2 separate regions of the Mus musculus genome follow, and region 1 is linked to region 2. A link is a contact called in ENCODE Hi-C or POLR2A ChIA-PET data. All regions are on one chromosome and are shown on one strand. The core of a region is the stretch at or near the end of the contact, and the rest is flanking DNA. Distances in the headings are between cores, read along the strand shown. Region 1 holds the start of Btf3l4 (basic transcription factor 3-like 4). Region 2 holds the start of Eps15 (epidermal growth factor receptor pathway substrate 15).

What was found. Hi-C counts contacts between places; a loop is a spot of excess contacts on that map. ChIA-PET counts read pairs that join two places held with the same protein, here RNA polymerase II (POLR2A).
Region 1: a loop to region 2 is called in a map of heart, with 11 times the contacts of the local background. The contact joins the promoter of Btf3l4 here to the promoter of Eps15 in region 2. A Hi-C loop is called at or near these places in 2 of 37 maps with a recorded cell type or tissue (both heart). POLR2A ChIA-PET finds 5 or more read pairs at or near these places in 1 of 5 experiments (embryonic stem cell).

Annotation. Positions count from the first base shown.
Region 1 is chr4:108,830,229-108,836,266 of GRCm38, reverse strand. Btf3l4 (basic transcription factor 3-like 4) reads left to right here and starts at 2,627. Exons shown (of 6, transcript NM_027453.3): 1 at 2,627-2,759; 2 at 5,684-5,749. The coding sequence starts at 5,696. Txndc12 (thioredoxin domain containing 12 (endoplasmic reticulum)) reads right to left here and starts at 1,589. Exons shown (of 7, transcript NM_025334.3): 1 at 1,411-1,589. The coding sequence starts at 1,501.
Region 2 is chr4:109,275,585-109,281,558 of GRCm38, reverse strand. Eps15 (epidermal growth factor receptor pathway substrate 15) reads right to left here and starts at 1,284. Exons shown (of 25, transcript NM_007943.3): 1 at 1,115-1,284. The coding sequence starts at 1,147. It overlaps Gm40225 (a long non-coding RNA gene), which reads left to right and starts at 1,236. Exons shown (of 3, transcript XR_868003.2): 1 at 1,236-1,537.

The DNA of each region.
Region 1 (6,038 bases), core at 1,378-3,877, 450 kb after region 2:
CTAGTACCCGAGTCAATGATCAAAACATGGCTGATGATCGAAAATCAATACTGAACTGAGGTGACTCATTGAATTTCCACTCAGTCTCAATGCCCACCAATGAATGTAAAGATAAAGAGCTCTAAAAACAAACAGCTGGGCAGTGATGGCGCACGCCTTTAATCCCAGCACTCGGGAGGCAGAGGCAGGAGGATTTCTGAGTTCCAGGCCAGCCTGGTCTACAGAGTGAGTTCCAGGACAGCCAGGGCTATAGAGAAACCCTGTCTCAAAAAACCAACCAAACAAACAAACAAATAGGGGCTGGGACCAGAAAAGAACCTGCTGCTCTTCAGTGGACTCAAGTTCAGTTCCCATGTTAGAGGCAGATCACAACTGCCTGCACCTCCACCTCCAGGGGGACTGACACCCTTTTCTGGCCTCCTTGGGCCACACATTTACCTAAACACACACACGCGCACACACACAGGGCTCCTCTAGCCTAAATGGTGAACTCAAATTCAATGAGGCTGTTTCATAAGGTGGAGAACAAGCAGAAGAGGAAAACACCCAATATCCTCTTATGGCCTAGTCATGTGTACCAGAAAACAGGCGGGCAGACACCACACTGAAGCACACACACACCACCAGCATCAGAAAAATCCCATACAGTAAAGGTCATAACACAAACCATCCAAAGCAGGGCTGGAATCCATTTATAACTCAACCAGTTAGTCAATTCAGCTGCCAAAACAAACAAACAAAAAACCCAACTGATGAGAAGGTGTTCAAGTTTAGAAATAGGGCTGGTAATACACGGAGTTGGGGGTCCTTACTTCCTAACCTTCATTGATAACCACTGATCCATCGCTCTAAAGAAATCAGTTTCTTCCAACACACTAGCTGAGCCACACCAAAACCAACTGTTGGTGACCTAGCAAAAGGTCTACCTTTCATTTGCTCTTTTTTCTGCATCTCTTGGGGGAATAGGGAACCGGGTCTTGGGGGTACGGGGGAACGTGGTGAGGAATCTTCAGACTCAAGCGACCACTACAGGTCACCAGCGACCCTTTTTCTTCTGGCGGAAAGGTGACGGTTCCTGAGGGCTTCCCAAGCGACCTATTTCTTCTGGCGGGAAGGTGACGGTTCCTGGAGGCGTCCCAAGCGCCTAACATGACACATGAATGGACTCTTAAACAACCTAGTCCTAATTTAAGGGCCATATCTTCTCAATCCCAAGAATTAAGAGCGCCCTCAAGTACAACTTCCTTCTCTTAAACCCTCTCCCGGACCTGGTACTCCTGACCCCGAGAAATCCACAAAAGCAGTTGGGGAAGATAAAAAGGAATCTAAAGTGGCCTAAGATACAGTGAGAAAATAAAGTGTTAAGAAGGCCCGGGGTCCGTAAAGATTACGGTAAGAATGAGGTCTGACCCTTTCCAAGCCCAGTGCGTCCGTCTGAAGAAGTGATGAGGAGCAGGAAACTGAAGCTCAGCAAACAGGTGGCCCCGAAACGAAGCGACATCTCCACGGTGGTAGTTGCACAGAGCCACCGGATTGAGGGAACAGGATTTCCAGCAGAAGCTCCGCTCTGCCCCCTTATCGCCGTTCAGCCCAACCCCTCGGATTCCCAGATTTTTTTTTTTTTTTTTTTTTCCTAGCCAAACACTGAAGGAAGTGATGTTAGACGGATGTGGGCGGTGCCTCGAGGGTCCGCTTTGGAATGGAGTAAGTTTAAAGGTGCAGATCACGTAGAAGGATGTGGGAGTACATCTCGAGTTTGCTTTCCCTAAGTCCTTGATATCCAGGCTTAAAGAAACAGCCGGATGAGGTGGCCCGAATTGGTGAGGGCTGGGGAAAGGTTCAGGAAAACCGTTGTTAATTACGTCTGACCTCTAGCCTAGCCCCTCCCTCCAATGGACCACTACACTAAATATTCAAAATGCAAATTATTATCTTTGAGATCAGCCTATCACAACAGAGGGCTTGGAATTTCCCGCCCCCTCGCACAAGTTAAAAATACTGGACAACAGCATTTCATTGTTAGATTTCTGTTTGGGATTCCAAAGAGACTCGGTAAGCCCGTTTCGCTGTGCACGCGTCTGTGTCTTGCAGGCAAGCACTTTGGAGAAGCGCTGGACCCTTCCCCCCACCCCCACTCGCATTCGCAGGACTTCCACTCAGGCATGATGCAACCAACTGACATAAGGTCCAAGAAAACCATGCTTGGGGCCTTTTATTGCACAACTGAAGAGGTAGTCCGAGGGAACTGGGACATAAGTCATCTCAAGCACGTAAAGTGTAAAGCTTCTTTCCGTTAAGTCTGTTGCTTTTTGTATTGGGTCGAGTTACTACCTAACAAGTCAACTGCCGACTTTCCCTCCTGATGAGAGTCCATTAGAGCTCAATGCTTAGTGAAGGACATCCAAGGTGTACAACCCGAACTAGACCCCACACCACCCTTCTGTTAAATCCAAGACAAAAGGTAAGCGCAGACACAATGGGACGCCAAGGGGACCGCCGCCTCCTCCAGGAAGCAGCCCGGCCGCCAATCAGAATAGTGAGGTGCGCGAGGCATGCTGGGCTTTGTAGTCGGGAGGCAGGCGCGCAGTTGCCGTACCCACCCCCACCCCGCCTCCCTCCCGCGGTCGAGGCGGGGCCGTGCGTCACGTGGGCCTCTCCCGCCGCCGCCGCCGCTGCCGCCGCGGTCTTTCTCTGTCTCAGCTGAGGCAGCCATCTTGCTCTTGCCGCGTGCTGGTGTTGGAGGACCCTCCCCGCTGCAGGTGAGACCCCCGGCGGGCCCGCCACCCCACGGCCTCCGGCCGCTGCGCACGGTCTCCCCCCGCCCTCCCCTCTCGACACCCGCCGTCCGCTCCGGCTGCCACTTCCGCCGTGGCGCGGCGAGTGGGGGCGGAGGCGGCCGGCCGGGCCTGTCGGTTACGGGCGGCGCAGCTGGGGGTCGGCACCTGAGGGAAGGTCCCCAGCACCACCGCCCGCTGTGGAGGAGCCGGGCCCGGGCTCTGGCCGCTCAGGTCCAGACCCAGGAGGGTAGAACCCTCCTCGTCCATCACTCATTATTCACAACAACAGTGTCAGACGCTTTGAGCAGCAGATCTGTTGTCATCTCTTTTGCTCCTCCCAAACTGAGGTTAGCACCCGGCCACCAAGCTCTTGGGGCCGAACTAGGTTGCAGCGCTCTTCACTTTGTAATAGAAGTGCTTGTTTACAAGTCTCTCTTAATTTTGAGACAGTTACCTATCCTTATAACCTCTTCACACTGCCTGATGATTGATCGCCAGGCACAGTGTTACACAGCTGGTGAATGGCGGTTTCAACTTCCGTTCCCACGTTCTTTCATTATACCTAATTAGTGGCCCTCTGGAAGAATGGTAACAATAGTTACCAACTACTGAGTGTCTTACCTGAACTTGATAATCTATGCTTTAGCCTTCAACTCAGTAAAGTATGCGATGGTATACTTTTTTTAATGCGGGAGAAACAAACACAAGTACAAAGAACCTAAATACCTTTCCAAAGCCCTAAGTGGTAAAACCTCACATAAAAAGTCAGGGCTGAAAATTCAAATTATTTTTATCTTTGTAAACATGATTAAAGTACTTGGATGCTTATAATTTGGGCATCCAATAAATATTGATTCATCTCTGTATACTCTTTTTGGAAGTCCTTGAGAAAAGTGCAGAAAGGATTCGTGGATATTCACTCAGTGATCATGTGGCCCTTGAAAGTCATTTCTCCCTTTGGGACACAGAGAGGAACTTTCCAGGCCTTCCAGGCAGCTAACAATTTTGTTTATAATTTATGCCCTGCTGCACTAACAGGTATCTGAGATGACCTCACACTTGAAACAAGAATGACAGGTACATTAAAGATATTAAGTAGGGATTAAACCAGGTGACCTTTTAGGTCTCAGGCTGAGTCTAAATGTCTTTTTCTATTAGAATCCTACACAGCCCAACTTGCTGTTGGACAAAAGGCCATATTTCTCCTTCCCCTGCTGCTTTAAGCTTCTAGATGCCCTAAAATTATGTCTTTTCCATAAAATACTCCTTAGGAATAAGATTTCTTAATTATACTGACCACCTGAAATGGAATTATTCTTTCATTTACACCATAAGAAAGAGTTAATTTGGGCTTTGCTTTTGCTTCAAATAAGTCTGGACTTTTTGTCTTATCTTTCCAACTGCCAACTCTTTTCTTTAGGAATGTTACCTAAAATGCAAATAGTCACAAAGGGCTAGTCCTGTGCTTAGTTTTAATATTCTCTCCTGACCTCCTTTTTGCAAGAAATTCCTTAAGTGCTGTGTTATTTCACTATAAGTTCATGGCTGTAGCTCTTTTGTGGATGTTTGAATGCAAGGTTGAGGTTTCTATCAGCACATTTCAGTCTGCTGCACAGCTAAGATTGGCACACACCTAAAAGACTGTTTGGATTCTACACACAACTCCCATGCAAAAGCTTTTACCTGCTTGACCATTGTGATACAATGTTGAACAAAGTGAGAAGCCATAGGTTCTAATTTTTATTTGTGAAATGGATTCAGCCTTACAGCTGCGATATATACAGGTCAGTTCTTTAAGTTCAGCTTCAGTACAGAATGGTTAGTAATTTACACGATCTTTTGAGTCTTCTTTTTTTCTTCTTTCAAATGTAAAGAACAGGATCCTTATCATCTGAATGATGCAATTACAAAGTTAGAATTAGGAAAAAAAAAGTTTAATAATAGCCTATTCCCTTATTCCCTCCTTCACATCTCAGTAATGATCTGTTAAGCCACAGAACAAGTCAAACAAGACTGTTAAATTAGCTTTTTTTTTTTAGCGCATGGTATGTTGTTTTCCAAAGCAGGAGTGTCACTGTCAAGACTAGAATTCATGATTTTAGAATGTCCTTAGAATCTTCAAAGGTCAAAATTTGCATAGCTTATTTTTTTGTCTTGCCCAGTAACTTAATGTAACCATGATACAAATGTAACAAGATACTATTTGATCTTTGTCAAATAGTACAGTGAGACATTTTGCCGCTGATGCAATAATATCTTGTTGAGTGTGACATTATCAGTGCAAGGTCTAGAATAAACTGGGGTGCTGCAGAATCAGTGAGTATTATTTGGGAATCTGGTAGCTTCCCACTATTAACACATCTGACCTTGAATAGAGGACGTGACTTGTTTGCTGACAGCCTGACAACTCCATTATTCAGTTTCTTCTTTGCCTAGCCTTTTTTTGTATGTGCCATATTTATTCTTTAAAAGAAATACAGAATGTGATTCCAGAGAAAATGATCTACTTGAAGGTTTTGCTAATAACATTTGGTAACTGTTCTCTGCTGTGAAAGTCTCTGCAAGAAAAAGCCTGCTTGCCTGAAGAGATTTCATAATTGGTTAGGTTTTTCTGAATGCCAGAGAACTGAGTCATGTGTTAGGAATGAATCTTTAAATAGGCAACTTTGAATCCCATTCATTTGCTATTTGTATATTTGACTCCCATGTGGTATTTAATTTTTTTAAAAAAATTGGTTTGTGAAGCTAGAACAAGTTACCACTATTTAAGAATAGAGACGGTATTGATATGACCTTGATGTTAGTGGATATTATATTAACTCAGTGAAGCAAAGCTATTGTTTGTATAAATGATTTTTTAACTTGGTAAAGCAGTGAATTTAACAAATCTGTTTTCCCCCCCCTAGATTTGCAACAGCATGAATCAAGAAAAGTTAGCCAAACTTCAAGCTCAGGTCCGGATAGGGGGCAAGGTGAGTGATTGCCGGAGAGTGTCACTTCCGTGTGCGGTGGTCCTTGAGTGCAGAATCTTTTCAGTGATTACAATCAGACCACATTGCTGTGTGTGTGTGATGGGAATTTGTCTAGATCTAAAGCAGGTAACTAGAAGATGCTTCTCTCCGATGGTGCCATGAAAATAGACCCCTTAGTTTGAATCCTCAACTTTTTATTTTGGTGTGTGTCTTTGTGTGTACAAATATATGTGGGCATTTGAGCATATGAAAGTGCACATGTATGTGGAGGCCCATGGGTGATGTGGGC
Region 2 (5,974 bases), core at 35-2,534:
GGAAAGAAACACCTCAAAACCTCTTTATCATAACATAGAAATAATCTATTACCCAAACACATGCCCTACCTTATAAGTACAGGCAAATCTAGGCCAAGGAGACAAGATGGCAGGGAGCTATCACAGGGCAGGCTGATAGGCTGAGGTGGGCTTATACCAGGGAGTACACAGCCCCCAGCTATGGAGAAGGCAAACTTCTGGGCAGTGAAGATGAAAGGGACTGGCAGGTGTTTGGTACCTCATCCCTCCTGGGTGTCTTGAGATGACTACGCTTGGTTTTACAGAAACGGAGAACTCAGGTTCTCCTAAGTGAGTGATGTTTAGATGTATCCCTCGAGGATGGGGCTCTGAAGGAAGAGAACATTTTAATAATGATGATGATGATAAAGAGGCGAGACTCCGAGAACAGACTCCGAGAACAGCTTTTGGTCGAGATCGTCCCAGGACAAAGTTATCTCCCCGGTGGTTCCGGGCACCAGGGAGGAAAGAGGCGCCCCACCTGCAGAAGGCTGGCACCATGACCCCTCGGACGACGATCAGAGACGGCGCCCTCGCGGGTGGGAAAGTCTGCAAGGGGATCTGAGCAGAAGTGAGTGGGTCAAGTGCCCGGACAGGATGCGACTTCTGGAAGCCAGGCTGACTTGAGGGAACTGAGGGGAACTCGGCAGTCGTCGCTCCCGCGGACCGGAGCAGAGCGAAGCTGAGGGAACCCTGCCCCGCCGAAGTCGAGCCTCGCATCGCCCGCGGCCGCTGTCTAGCGTGAGCCCCACCGGAGCTCACCTGGCGGCCGTCAGGCCCGGAGGAGAAACTTGCCGAGAAGGTGAGCGCCGACGGGACCTGGAGGAGAGCGGCGCGGAGACCCGCGGCGGGGGCGGCGGCCGGGTGGGAGCCGCGCGGGGCGGAGCCGAGAGCCCGGCGACCCGGGGCGGGGGTGCGGCGGCCCCGGCTCGCCGCTCCCGCTCCGACTCGGGATGGCGCCCGCACTCCTCACACGCGCTCCCACCGTGCGGCCCGAGGGCAGCCGCCGCGCCAGCGCCCCAGAGCGGTGGAGGGGGGGAGGGAGGGCCGGGGAACCCCGGCGGGTCGAGCCGGGCCGACCGGCGGGCGGCGTTACCTGTGTCAGGGAGAGCTGGGCTGCCGCAGCCATGGTGTTTCCATCATGCACGGGAGGGGAAGGAAGGACGGACGGACGGGGGCCCGGGGCGGGAAGGAGGCGGAGGGACAGGCCGTAGGCGAGGCCGGCGGCCGGGCGTCTCCCCGAACTTCGACAACTTCCCTCCTCACGCCGCCCCGCCCCGCCCCGCCCCGCCGGCCTCACAGGCCGTGGCGGCGCGCAAAGCCCGGAGCGGGAGTCTGAGCCGCGGAACCAGGCCCTGACCCCGGCCTCCCTGGAAAACCCGGTGCGGATAGGGCTCTGGGGTGGACGGTCAGCGGAGGCGGCGCCACAGAGACCTGAGTTTAGGCAGGTCACCCACCATCCTTCTTCCTGGGCTGCTGTTTTCTGTAAAGTGCGGGGAGAAATTAGAACCATGTCCAGGTGGGTTGTGGGAACTAAAAAAGTAATGGTACTAAGTAATGACAGGAGCGGTTTAGTAGTAATAACATTAAATAATTCTGATTGTGTGTGATTCTGCACTAAATGCTTTTGTTTGTTTGCTGTTTGTTTAAAACAAGGTCTCTCTCTGTGTAGCCATGGCTATCCCGAAGCTCACTGTATAGATCAGGCTGGCCTCAAACTCACAGAGATCCACTTCCCTCTGCCTCCAGAGTGCTGGGATTAAGGAGATGTACCACTACTCCAGGCCTAAATACTTTTTTAAAAAATTGTGTGAATAGGGGATTTGAAACAGAAAGAAGTTATACAAATGAGGATGGTGAAAGCCAGCCAGGCATGGTGGCACATACCTTTAATCTCTGAGAGTTCCATGCCAGCCTGCTCTACATAGTGAGTTCAAGGACACATAGTAAGGCCCTGACTGAAATAAAAAGAAAAGGGCCTCCCCGAAAAGAAAAAACAAAACAAAACAAAACAACTCTCTTACCCGAAGTTTAAAAACTAACTAGAAAGCTGGATTACAAATCTTTCTACCTGCTATCACATTAAGAAGGCATGTAAATCCTTCTAAAGTAAAAATCTTGGGAGCAAGAAGGAACTGCTTGCCTTGCCTGCTCCCTGTCCTGCCTAGACTGTTTAATTTAAAAAAAAAAAAAAAAAAAAAAAAAAAAAGCAGGTGTAGGGCCACAGTGGAGTTCAGAGGTACAGTGAGTGCATAAAGTCCCATCTCAAATTCTTTTTTTTTTTTTTGTCTGGTTGGTTGGTTGGTTTTGGTTTTGGTTTTTTGAGACAGGGTTTCTCTGTATAGCTCTGGCTGTCCTGGAACTCACTCTGTAGACCAGGCTGGCCTTGAACTCAGAAATCTGCCTGCCTCAGCCTCCCAAGTGCTGAGATTAAAGGAATGTGCCACCAGTGCCCGGTTCCTCTCAAATTCCTTTTTGTCATAAATGCCACCTCTTGACAGAGTATTGTCTCTCCAAACTAGTGTTCATACTCTTTTGTTGACTTTACTAGAAGAGGGCAACAACCTCCTAATGACCTGTTTACATAAGTCTAACCACCCCCCTCAGCTCACCAGTGGCAGAGATTTTTTAATATATATGTATTTTAACACCATAACATTATAGTATATGCTTAAATGAAGGCCTTTGTCCTGCCTGTATTCAACATTATACACCTTACTCTTTTTCATTTTGCCACACTTAGTTAGAATAAGGAACCGCTTACCTGAAATTGTCATCTGCAAAGGTTCTTATTTAGGGTGACTACTGCCGTGATGAAACACCATGACCAAAGACAACCCGAAGAGTAAAGAATTTATTTCCCTCACAGTCTGGTCATCATCAAAAGCAGTGAGGAAAGGAATTCAAACAGGGCAGGAGCCTGGAGGCAGGGTCTGAAGCAGAGGCCATGGTGGGGTGCTGCTTACTGACTTACTCAGTTTGCTTTCTTATAGAACCCAGGCTTGGGCCTTCTCCTACCAACTACTAGTTAAGAAAATGCCCTACAGTGAGGTCTTATGGAGGCTTTATCTCAACTGAGGTTTCCTCGTGTCTAATAAATCTAACTTGTGTCAGGTTGATGTAAAACTACACTCAGTTTGTATGTAGCCTACTTCAGAAGGTCTAGGAAGTCTGCATACCAGCTTTTAGTTACTTTGATATGACTTTTTTATTCTGCCTTTTTTATTGTGTGTGTGTGTGTGTGTGTGTGTGTGTGTGTAGTACTTGGGGAGGGGGTAGATTCTCTCCTTCCACCATGGAGGTTTCGGGGATGGAACTCAGGCTAGCAGTCTTGGCAGCCATTGCACTAATCTAGTAAGCTGCTTCAAAGGCCATATCCTCTGCCTCGTTTTAAGAGTTAGTTGATGACCTGCCTACATCTGACTGGCCTTAAAGAAGACTAACTCTCTACTGCAGGTCCCTCAGACACAGAAGTACCCAACCTCAATATGTGTTTGCTTCCTTTTTCCCTAATGGTGGTTTCCAGGACAAAACCCACACGTCTATCAGGGCCACAGCCTTTATCATTATAATAGGATTCCTCAATACACTGAGACAGCTGGAAAAACCCAAGATCTAGTTGGCTCCACTTCCATTTTTAGACTTTTTCCATCAGAGGCAAAAACCAGAGAGGTCTCAAGAACTCCCTTCCCAAGTCTACCTAGACTCCTCTGATTTGATCCAGCCTCAAAGAGCAAGTTATACAGGTCTGATGAGTAAACACTTAGTCAGGAGTATCTCCTTTGACTTCTTTTTGCCATTATTCCTTTTGGCTCAAGGGAGAAGAGGAGAAACTATTCCAGTTTGAAACATCAACTATAACCCAACTGATATTTCTATTGGCATCTATTACTTCACATTATAAGTTTGAACTTCACAAAAACACCCTAAAAGGAAGCAATTATCACACTCACTTCCCAAATGAGGTACTCAGCACCACAGAGGTCAAATAATTTGCCCAAGGTTACATGTCTAATAGCAAAAGCAGTTGATATATTGAAATGAACAAAACTTAGAGATCAGAACCATTGGTGTAACTGAAAAGTCACTTACTAATTATAGGAATTTAGGGGGGCTGTGAATGACGTATGAAGTGTTTGAAGTTGTAGAGAGAAGTGTAGAAGTTCAGAAATCTGAAAGTCAGACAAGTTTGTGTTTGAAGATGGGCTGGTGAGATGGCTCAGCAAGTGAGAGCACTGACTGCACTTCCAAAGGTCCTGAGTTCAAATCCCAGCAACCACGTGATGGCTCACAACCACCGGTCTTTGAGCTGGAGCGAGCAGGGACTGAGCAAACAGAGTTGAGCCAAGTGAATGGGGCTGACCAGAGTGAGCGGGGTTGACCAGAGCAAACAGAGGTCCTTAAAAATAAATAAATAAATAAATAAATAAATAAATAAGTTCCCAACAAGCACATGAAGGGTCACAACCATATGTACAGCTTCAGTGTACTCACATACATAAAATAAATAAATAAATCTTTGAAAATAGCTGGAAGGAAAGGACTCCTCTGACCCTCACAAACATACCATAGCATGTTAAGGAAATAAAAGGAACTATTAGTATGGGTTTGCTTTAAGTTAAAAAAAAATGAAACTTTGTATTTATAAAGGACTCTTTTAAAAGTTTATGTCGTTGCTTGCAAAATCTAACACAACTAATTCCTAATATCTAAGAGGTCCCTTATAAAGCTTTATTGAACTAAACCAAACATAAAATCTCAGCTATATGTATCTTCAGTTTTTCCCCACTTCACAGATAGGAACATTGAGGAATTAGGGAGATGGCTCAGTTGGTTAAGTGCAAGCAAGAGAACCTGAATTTGATCCTCATCACCCATTTGGGGTGTTGGGAGGGAGCCAAGAGGCATATACCTATCACTGGAGAAGCAAATACAGAAAGATCCTAGGGTTTGATTGATGTCCATGCAGCCCAGAGAAATTTGTGCACTCTAACTCAGTGAGAAACCTTCCTTAGAAATAAGGTGCACCTAGCCGGGCAGTGGTGGCACACACCTTTAATCCCAGCACTTGGGAGGCAGAAGCAGGTGGATTTCTGAGTTTGAGGCCAGCCTTGTCTACAGAGTGAGTTCCAGGACAGCTAGGGCTACACAGAGAAACCCTGTCTCAAAAAACCAAAATCAAAACAAAACAAAAACACCCTACATTGACATCTGTCCCCTAAAGCACAAGCATACTGGCACATAAGCAGTTTGGGTCTTCATTTAAGAGGGGTGGGGGGAGGCCTGAGGATATAGCTAAGCTAGTATACTTGCCTAGTGTGCACAAGGTCCCGGATTCAATCCAAAAGAGAAAAGGGGAGGAAAGGAAGGAGGGGAGGATGGCGGAGAGAGATAGAAGAGAAAGGAAGGAGCACCTAGGAGAGGAGAAGAGCCTTAAATTCACTGTGTAGGACTTGTTCCCAGTGCCTCAGGAGCACCAATAAGTTATAGTGGCTTCTCCACTCGTGAGTTCTGGGTTCCATTCATCGCATGTAGCCGGAGATGAGAGCAGACCTGTAGGGATAGCACTGAGGGGCCAAACTCCCAAGACCTACAACTTCTGAGACTGGGTTTGTTTTGTTTTTTTTTTAATGGCATACCGAAGACAATTTGAAAATGTGTGTCCCATATCTCACCAAAGGACTGGGTTGCATCCCAAATCTATTTTAGGAAGACAAAAATATAGCTAATGGAAGATATATTATAATCCCATTGTAACAGGAATGAACTGTATAGGTCAGACAAAAGAGATTTACTTGATTTTTTTTAGGGCAGCTTAATGTCTCTCAGCCTCTAAGTTTCAAATTCCTGGCATATACTTCTGATATAATAATAACTATTTGATACAGGTGGTATAAAACTTAGACAGCATACATAAATGGCCTTTGAAAGAGACCGGCCTGGACTCTGTGTATGT